Regions from separate parts of the Homo sapiens genome. Here all the other regions are linked to region 2. A link is a contact called in ENCODE Hi-C or POLR2A ChIA-PET data. All regions are on one chromosome and are shown on one strand. Each heading gives the region's core, a stretch centred on a gene start or an enhancer-like site at or near the end of the contact. The rest is flanking DNA. Distances are from core to core; before and after follow the strand shown. Region 1 overlaps PODXL (podocalyxin like). Region 2 has its middle 79 kb from the start of LINC-PINT. Region 3 overlaps LINC-PINT (long intergenic non-protein coding RNA, p53 induced transcript).

Region 1 (2,967 bases), core at 90-2,589, 310 kb before region 2:
CCTCCAGCAGCACCACAGAGCTCCAGACCAACCACCCCAAGTGCCGTTTGGATGGGGAAGGGAAAGACTGGGGAGGGAGAGTGAACTCCGAGGGGTGTCCCCTCCCAATCCCCCCAGGGCCTTAATTTTTCCCTTTTCAACCTGAACAAATCACATTCTGTCCAGATTCCTCTTGTAAAATAACCCACTAGTGCCTGAGCTCAGTGCTGCTGGATGATGAGGGAGATCAAGAAAAAGCCACGTAAGGGACTTTATAGATGAACTAGTGGAATCCCTTCATTCTGCAGTGAGATTGCCGAGACCTGAAGAGGGTAAGTGACTTGCCCAAGGTCAGAGCCACTTGGTGACAGAGCCAGGATGAGAACAAAGATTCCATTTGCACCATGCCACACTGCTGTGTTCACATGTGCCTTCCGTCCAGAGCAGTCCCGGGCAGGGGTGAAACTCCAGCAGGTGGCTGGGCTGGAAAGGAGGGCAGGGCTACATCCTGGCTCGGTGGGATCTGACGACCTGAAAGTCCAGCTCCCAAGTTTTCCTTCTCCTACCCCAGCCTCGTGTACCCATCTTCCCACCCTCTATGTTCTTACCCCTCCCTACACTCAGTGTTTGTTCCCACTTACTCTGTCCTGGGGCCTCTGGGATTAGCACAGGTTATTCATAACCTTGAACCCCTTGTTCTGGATTCGGATTTTCTCACATTTGCTTCGTGAGATGGGGGCTTAACCCACACAGGTCTCCGTGCGTGAACCAGGTCTGCTTAGGGGACCTGCGTGCAGGTGAGGAGAGAAGGGGACACTCGAGTCCAGGCTGGTATCTCAGGGCAGCTGATGAGGGGTCAGCAGGAACACTGGCCCATTGCCCCTGGCACTCCTTGCAGAGGCCACCCACGATCTTCTTTGGGCTTCCATTTCCACCAGGGACTAAAATCTGCTGTAGCTAGTGAGAGCAGCGTGTTCCTTTTGTTGTTCACTGCTCAGCTGATGGGAGTGATTCCCTGAGACCCAGTATGAAAGAGCAGTGGCTGCAGGAGAGGCCTTCCCGGGGCCCCCCATCAGCGATGTGTCTTCAGAGACAATCCATTAAAGCAGCCAGGAAGGACAGGCTTTCCCCTGTATATCATAGGAAACTCAGGGACATTTCAAGTTGCTGAGAGTTTTGTTATAGTTGTTTTCTAACCCAGCCCTCCACTGCCAAAGGCCAAAAGCTCAGACAGTTGGCAGACGTCCAGTTAGCTCATCTCACTCACTCTGATTCTCCTGTGCCACAGGAAAAGAGGGCCTGGAAAGCGCAGTGCATGCTGGGTGCATGAAGGGCAGCCTGGGGGACAGACTGTTGTGGGAACGTCCCACTGTCCTGGCCTGGAGCTAGGCCTTGCTGTTCCTCTTCTCTGTGAGCCTAGTGGGGCTGCTGCGGTTCTCTTGCAGTTTCTGGTGGCATCTCAGGGGAACACAAAGCTATGTCTATTCCCCAATATAGGACTTTTATGGGCTCGGCAGTTAGCTGCCATGTAGAAGGCTCCTAAGCAGTGGGCATGGTGAGGTTTCATCTGATTGAGAAGGGGGAATCCTGTGTGGAATGTTGAACTTTCGCCATGGTCTCCATCGTTCTGGGCGTAAATTCCCTGGGATCAAGTAGGAAAATGGGCAGAACTGCTTAGGGGAATGAAATTGCCATTTTTCGGGTGAAACGCCACACCTCCAGGGTCTTAAGAGTCAGGCTCCGGCTGTAGTAGCTCTGATGAAATAGGCTATCCACTCGGGATGGCTTACTTTTTAAAAGGGTAGGGGGAGGGGCTGGGGAAGATCTGTCCTGCACCATCTGCCTAATTCCTTCCTCACAGTCTGTAGCCATCTGATATCCTAGGGGAAAAGGAAGGCCAGGGGTTCACATAGGGCCCCAGCGAGTTTCCCAGGAGTTAGAGGGATGCGAGGCTAACAAGTTCCAAAAACATCTGCCCCGATGCTCTAGTGTTTGGAGGTGGGCAGGATGGAGAACAGTGCCTGTTTGGGGGAAAACAGGAAATCTTGTTAGGCTTGAGTGAGGTGTTTGCTTCCTTCTTGCCCAGCGCTGGGTTCTCTCCACCCAGTAGGTTTTCTGTTGTGGTCCCGTGGGAGAGGCCAGACTGGATTATTCCTCCTTTGCTGATCCTGGGTCACACTTCACCAGCCAGGGCTTTTGACGGAGACAGCAAATAGGCCTCTGCAAATCAATCAAAGGCTGCAACCCTATGGCCTCTTGGAGACAGATGATGACTGGCAAGGACTAGAGAGCAGGAGTGCCTGGCCAGGTCGGTCCTGACTCTCCTGACTCTCCATCGCTCTGTCCAAGGAGAACCCGGAGAGGCTCTGGGCTGATTCAGAGGTTACTGCTTTATATTCGTCCAAACTGTGTTAGTCTAGGCTTAGGACAGCTTCAGAATCTGACACCTTGCCTTGCTCTTGCCACCAGGACACCTATGTCAACAGGCCAAACAGCCATGCATCTATAAAGGTCATCATCTTCTGCCACCTTTACTGGGTTCTAAATGCTCTCTGATAATTCAGAGAGCATTGGGTCTGGGAAGAGGTAAGAGGAACACTAGAAGCTCAGCATGACTTAAACAGGTTGTAGCAAAGACAGTTTATCATCAGCTCTTTCAGTGGTAAACTGTGGTTTCCCCAAGCTGCACAGGAGGCCAGAAACCACAAGTATGATGACTAGGAAGCCTACTGTCATGAGAGTGGGGAGACAGGCAGCAAAGCTTATGAAGGAGGTACAGAATATTCTTTGCGTTGTAAGACAGAATACGGGTTTAATCTAGTCTAGGCACCAGATTTTTTTCCCGCTTGATAAGGAAAGCTAGCAGAAAGTTTATTTAAACCACTTCTTGAGCTTTATCTTTTTTGACAATATACTGGAGAAACTTTGAAGAACAAGTTCAAACTGATACATATACACATATTTTTTTGATAATGTAAATACAGTGAC
Region 2 (3,172 bases), core at 590-3,089:
ATTCCCACAGCTGTAGTGTTACAATGATCATAAATTATTGTTAAAGAAGAAAATTACCAAAAGAAAAAAAAATAGTCTCTATAAACCTGCATAGTTTAGAGCTAAAGAATATGTTAAAATTTTCCATCATGGAAATTTCCCAGCTACTGGGCTCTTTAGATTTTTTTTTTTTTTTCAGAGCTGCAAGCAAAGAATGGAAATTTCCAATTGCAGCATCGAGGGCTGCTGTTCTGCTGACTGTCTTGCTCAGCCGGGGTCATCTGCTTCTCTAAGACATCAAGGAATGCCAAGGTAGGTCTGAGAGAAAACACATACTTCCTCTGCAGGAAGGAAGGAATGTCTTTATGCTGCCTCCAACTTGTAATTAGGGGAGGGGCAGGAGAGGTGACATCCCCCTGCTCCATCCACCTGGATGTGGATTTTGTTGTTACCACCTATCAGCAGCTTATCCTACTTGACATCTTTCCAGTGGCAGCTGGCTGGCAGGTTTTTCGTTTTTTAAGAAATCCTTAAGGGGGTGGGGGATCCAGAGAGATGGAGGGAACCAACATTTTTGAGGTGTACTCTTCTAAGTAACCCACCAGGTATTTTATATATGTTATGTCATTTAACCTTGTCACACTTAGCCTTCATTACATTTAACCTTGTGACCCACCCAAGGTTAACTTCTGATTTTCTGCACTCAAATTTTGGAAGCATCATTTGTTCTTCCTAAGACAGCCCTATTGCCCCCAGCCCTCCTATAAACCAGTTATCTTCAAGCATCCTGAAGGTTTTGTTTCCACCTCCTCAATAACATCAACAGCTCCGTTCCTTTTTATTATATCTAAGTTGAAAGATATTTCCATTCACAGGTGGTCCTGATGTCTGAGTCAACGGGCGTCTAATAGTTCTCTAAATTCTGTCATGTACCTCCCCACTCACTACTGCTATTACTACAGAAGTATGGTGGCAGCTCCACGAAGTCTGAGTATAAAGGCACTGGCATCTTGCAAACAAAGCTAAGGACCCTGACTGGCTCTAGGCCTGAAAGAACATTCTCATACCTAGGCTGGGTGGGTTTGTCTGGGTGGTTTGGGAGTTTTGTGTTTTTTTTTTTGTTTGTTTTTTAATATAAAAAACTTCTAGGGGGATTCTGAAATACCGTAAGAAGCAAGAGCTATCTATGTTTACTCTCTTCTTACAGACAGCCATATCATACCAGGAAAAGAAATGCTAAGGAGGTCTTCTGACATCGCTGTTGCTATTTATACGTAACATCATTTATTGAGGCAAGTTTGGTAATAGTGAAGATTTTCTAGCAATAAATTTTAAAAAATCATTACATGGCTAGTAAGTTAAAAAAAATTCTCCCCTGTCTGTCATTTCAATCACATCCATATCCATAGGTAGTGATATGATCTTTGAATACAGTGACCAATTTTACCACCACCCAATGATAAAAGTGGAGGCAAATGGGAATCAGCCAGAATATTGTAGGTCTGTTTAGGGTTGAGCCTCAAAAGCTGATGTTTAGTTGAGTTATTGCTTACATCTGTGACAATGATTTTCCGTATCCCTTTAACCCATTAAAACTGAGTCTGATTCCCTGGTGAAATTCATCAAGTGGTATTTGAATATGGGTCTGGGTCTCATGTGATATGTACACATTTCCAACAGACTTCTTTCCACCCCTCCTCTGTATTTGTCATTAGCTAGAAGATAGTGGTCCTCTTAGCTGAAGACACTGATGATTCATATCTGTGGGTGGGGCTGAATAGACTGATGTATGATGACTCGTTCTTTCCGCTTTAGACCACAGAGATGACTTTTAAAATTTTGTGGTTGGAATACACGCTGTTTTAGATGATGATTGATTGTTTGTGATTTCAAACATGGCCTCAATTCTGTCCCTCCTGTTTCCCTGCCCCTTGCAATGTGACTTTGCAGCTCCTCCCATCAAGAGCTGGAGTCTGTTTCTACATTCCTTGAGTCTGGGCCTGCCTTTTGGCTGGCTTTGGCCACTAGAATGTAATTGAAATAATGGTGTTCCAGTTCCAAGCCTAAGCCTCAAGTGTGTGCTTCGGCTCTCCTCTGAAACCTGCCAGGGCTATGCGAACAAGTCCAGGCTAGCCGGCTGGAGGATGAGACATCCTGTGGAGTCAAGATGAGCCACTCCAGCTGAAGCCATTTTAGACCAGCCAGCTCCAAGCGAACATACCAGCTGATCACAAATGTGTGAGCAAGCCCACTGTGGTCAGCTGGGCCCAGCCCAGATCAGCAGAACCTCTCAGCCAATTCACAGACTCGAGAAATAGTAAATGGTAGCTGTTATATGCCATGCAATTTTAAGATGGTTTGTTATGAAGTAACAGGTAACTAATACAGGTGATCAATTATCTTCTTCCCCCCAACGCCCCCCATGGCTAGGAAGCTCAGAGCCAAATTCAAAAGCCAATCGTAGAAACTATGTTTATTTATTTATTCATGTTTATCACACACTTTATGGGTAACGTATGTGCAATCTTCTCTCTCCTTAATGGTGAATTTTTAAAATTCGATAACCTATTGTTTACCACATTGACTCTGAACCAACCCAATACCTTGTTTTAAATATTTAGGTGGTTGTTATTTATCAGATTAGAAGAGAAGAATCTAGAGTGAGGACTGGCAAACACTCACTTTCTTTTTCTTTTTTTTGAGACAGAGTCTCACTCTGTCACCCAGGCTGGGGTACAGTGGCACAATCTCAGCTCACTGCAACCTCCACCTCCTGGGTTCAAGCAATTTTCCTGCCTCAGCCTCCCAAGTAGCTGGGACTACAGGCATGCGCCACCATGCCTGGCTAGTTTTTTTGTGTGTACCTTTAGTAGAGACGGGGTTTCGCCATGTCAGTCAGAGTGGCCTCAAACTCCTGGACTCTGGTCTCGAAATCCTGGACTCAAGTGATCCTTCCATCTCAGCGTCCCAAAGTGCTGAGGTTACAGGCATGAGTCACCGCACCTGGCCTAGGATTGGCAAACACTTTCTGTAAAGGGCCAGCCAGTAAATATTTTAAGCTTTGCAGGCTGTATAGTCTCTGTCATAACTACCTAACTCTGCTGTTATAGCACTAAAGCAGCCATAGACAACCTGTATACAAATGAGCATGGCTGTATTCCAGTAAAACTTAATTACAGAAACAGGCGGTGGA
Region 3 (3,107 bases), core at 49-2,548, 290 kb after region 2:
GTGGAAGGAAGGGCGTTTGTGTGTGACAAGAAGAGTGTACGTTCATACAAGGGTTTTTACTCCTCCTCTGAAAAGTCCTGCTTGGTGGCTGGCCAGTTTGTCATGCTTGGCTGCCCAAGCAAGTGGTGGCAGTCGGAGCACAGGAGAAAGCCGCAGGGGGTGAGGAAGAAGTGCTGGAGAGGGCGCTCCACCTTTCGGCTGCCCTGACCTGTCTCCAGCCCCAGGGCATGTGGTTCTGGGCCGGGCACTGGCCCCCTCTCTGTGGACTGTACCAGGCAGCGGGTAGTGCACAAGCTCTGAGGTCAGGCCACCTGGGCCTAAACTCCAGCTCTGCTCCTTGCTAGCAGTGTGACTCTGGGCACGTTCAAGTTACTTCATGCTTTGTGCCTCAGTTTCCTCATCTGTGAAATGGGGATGGTAACAGGACCCTCATCCCAGGACTGCTGTGTGGATTGAAGTGCCTGCAACGGGATTTGTCTTTTCTGGGATCGCGGTGGATGCTCTATTCCAGGTGAGGGAGTCTCTTGCTTTCTCCTACCTCTTGCAGCCGCTTTGCCTCTGAGTGGCAAATAGCAAGTGGCTGAAAATCACAATGAGCCCGTCAGAGAATGGGGATGGGCCACAAGGCCACAGTCGGATGGGTTCTCCATGCCCTCGACTATGCAGCGGGGTCAGGGCATCCCTTCCTCCTGGGGTGCCCACACCATTCCCTTGGAAGTTTAGACAGCAGCCCTTGCCTCGCCAGACGCAGCAACCCCTCCCAGCTACACGTGGAATCTGTGGCCCAGCCTCCCTCAGATGACCCGCATTGCCTGACAGAGACCAGGGGCCCTGAGGGGTGGCTGTCGCTGGCCTGGGACAGGGTCCCTGCAGGTTTTCAGGGTCCTCAGCAGCATTCGCCAGCGTCGGGTCAGACTGAGTCATGGGGCCCGAGCTCTCCACGAGTTGGTTCTCCAGTTGGTTCTCGTTGGGGGTAATGCCCTTCATCGAACCGCTTCATCCCCAGCCTGTATTGTCTCCGTCTCTTCGCAGTTGTCAGAGGGCTCGGCCGCCACCCTGAAACAGCCCAGAGCTCTCTGAAGAGCACGAGCTTTTACGCTTCTCTCCCCAAATCAACTGACTTTTTCATTGCTTCTGTGGAGGCTTTCTGTGGGAGAAAAGCGTGTTTATGGGGCAAGCTCAGAGAGCTCCTGTCCCCGTGGTGGAATTTTTTTAGTGGCTCTGCCCACGTGGTGGTGAGCGCCGGTGAGGATGGGACGCATTTTCTGCTAAAATGGCTGTGCGAGGCTGCCACCTCGTGGCCAGCACAAGGCAGTGAGTGTGTCCCTTGCTGGAGCTTCTGGGTGAAATAAACTCATTTTAAAGGTCTTCAGCAAGGACCTCACTCCCTCACTCTCTCAGTGTGCATATCATTCCAGCTCCAGGGCTTAATGCGTCTGTTGTGGCATCTCTCAAATCTGTACTTTGCTATCTCTTTGACTACAGAGTCACTACCTTCCGATAAGCCCTTCTGCTGTCTCCAGACCGATCCTTCTAAAGCGTAGATGTCATTGTCTTTCTCTCATTAAAGCTCTTTCATGGCTCCTCATTTTCCAGGTTCCAGCTCATGTCTCAGGAGGCCGCTAAGCCCACTCCTCTGCCCCAGCCTGTGTCTGCGCACGTCTCTTCTCCCTTCCTCCTGGTTTCCTCTGGCTGATACCTGCTCACCTGAAAGTCATCTCAGGTGCCACCTCCTCCAGGGATTCCTCGCATTAGATTAGCTTCCTTCTTCCCCATTCCTAGCTGACTTCCTTCATTATGCCTCAGATCCTTTTTTTGGAAGAAAAAGAAAGAAATGGAAGACAGACTGGCCAGCAGGGGGAGAGAGAGGGAGGGAGGGCATATCAGAGAATTCAATATGCTGCGTTTTAACCAGATACTTTTCTTCCTCTCCCACAAGGCATCAGAGTAGAGACTGCCTTTCATCTCTCTCCCCCTTGTGTAATAGCACAGTGTCTGGCAGATAACTGTTGCTTGCTAATTATTAGAAGGAAGAAAGGGAGGGAGAATAAAAGCCAGCATCACCATGTGATCTTCCTAAGTGCGACAGATGTGAGAAAAGAACTACCTTAAGCTCCAGGGGCCCTAGAGGAACGGCGCTGCGTGCTAGTGCAGATGGTAGCAAACGCTCTCACCTGGCTTGGCAACACTTCTTCACCTCTTCTTTCTACCACCACAGCGACTGTCTCCCTCCAGCCCATCCTACTGCCAAATTCATCTTCTATTAAGCATAGCTTCAATCACATCATTTCTTTATCAAAACACTTCTACAGAGGAGTTCCAAATGCTTTAGCCGGGCCGTCCAGGGCCTCCACAGGATGACCCCAGCCCATCTAGTTTTCTACCACTCTTTATGTGTTTCCTAAGTACCATTCATTATTTTAGGACTTGGTATTTGCTGATGAATTTACTTACTTACTTGAGAGTGTGGCAAAAGCACATCCTAAACTTTCAGTTAAAAGGAGTTTGATTGATTGACCTGCTCTGAGTTTAAGGCACGTGCTGGTCACTGTGGGAGCCATTAAAGAAGGTATTGTTCTGTGGCCGCCAGGAACAGATAGCCCAGCTGGGGACAAGACAAAAAAGCAGGGGGCATTAAGGAACAGACAGCAGAAAGGAACATGTCACAAGTGCACAATTAATCGCCAAATATATGGCTCAAGAAGGGGTGGTGATCAAACCAGATAATGTCTGTGAAAGTGCCTCTCTCCTGTCAAACTCCCAATTCCGAGCAGTCCTACAGTCGGCCCCTTCCACAGGGCGTAGCCCTGTCATTCCACCTCAAACGTCGTACACACTCGGCCTGTCCTACAAAGCCCTTCGTGATAAGGCCTGCTTCTCCTTCCCACCTTGTGGGACCCCCGACCCTGGAACCCCGAGCTGCAGAGCTGGAGAGAATGCACTCTGTTGTTTGGTATACGTGTTCCTTGAAACATTCACTCCTCCCCATTTTCCTTCGGTGTTTAACCTGTTCTTCCTTTAAAATTCGGCTTTTCCTTTAAAATCCAGCCTGGAGCTCCCCAATGAAGACTTCTGTGGCGCTGCAGGCAAAACTCACCACCTGCAGA

Evidence for each region. Hi-C counts contacts between places; a loop is a spot of excess contacts on that map. ChIA-PET counts read pairs that join two places held with the same protein, here RNA polymerase II (POLR2A). Pooled maps may share reads with other maps.
Region 1: a pooled map shows a loop between it and region 2 (8-fold over the local background). The contact joins two enhancer-like sites. A Hi-C loop is called at or near these places in 8 of 50 pooled maps. POLR2A ChIA-PET finds 5 or more read pairs at or near these places in 6 of 52 experiments (AG04450, BJ, K562 and 3 more).
Region 3: a pooled map shows a loop between it and region 2 (2.2-fold over the local background). The contact joins two enhancer-like sites. A Hi-C loop is called at or near these places in 1 of 168 maps with a recorded cell type or tissue (HCT116) and 3 of 50 pooled maps. POLR2A ChIA-PET finds 5 or more read pairs at or near these places in 6 of 52 experiments (AG04449, BJ, H1 and 2 more).

Annotation. Positions count from the first base shown.
Region 1 is chr7:131,501,328-131,504,294 of GRCh38, reverse strand. It overlaps PODXL (podocalyxin like), which reads left to right. Exons shown (of 9, transcript NM_001018111.3): 9 at 1-2,967. Among named protein-coding and RNA genes, the nearest start is that of PODXL, 54 kb to the left of the region's middle. Within about 2 kb of position 1,339, at least 15 of the 41 ENCODE cell types and tissues checked have a DNase peak (open chromatin) inside an H3K27ac peak, as active enhancers do.
Region 2 is chr7:131,187,463-131,190,634 of GRCh38, reverse strand. It overlaps a transcript of MKLN1 not described here. Among named protein-coding and RNA genes, the nearest start is that of LINC-PINT, 79 kb to the right of the region's middle. RefSeq lists enhancers at 1,668-1,717, 1,848-1,917, 1,531-2,031, 2,018-2,227, 1,222-2,421 and 1 more. Within about 2 kb of position 1,839, at least 15 of the 41 ENCODE cell types and tissues checked have a DNase peak (open chromatin) inside an H3K27ac peak, as active enhancers do; they include HCT116, where a contact is called at or near this core.
Region 3 is chr7:130,895,327-130,898,433 of GRCh38, reverse strand. All of the region lies in intron 6 of LINC-PINT (long intergenic non-protein coding RNA, p53 induced transcript), which reads left to right. Among named protein-coding and RNA genes, the nearest start is that of LINC00513, 17 kb to the left of the region's middle. Within about 2 kb of position 1,298, at least 28 of the 41 ENCODE cell types and tissues checked have a DNase peak (open chromatin) inside an H3K27ac peak, as active enhancers do; they include HCT116, where a contact is called at or near this core.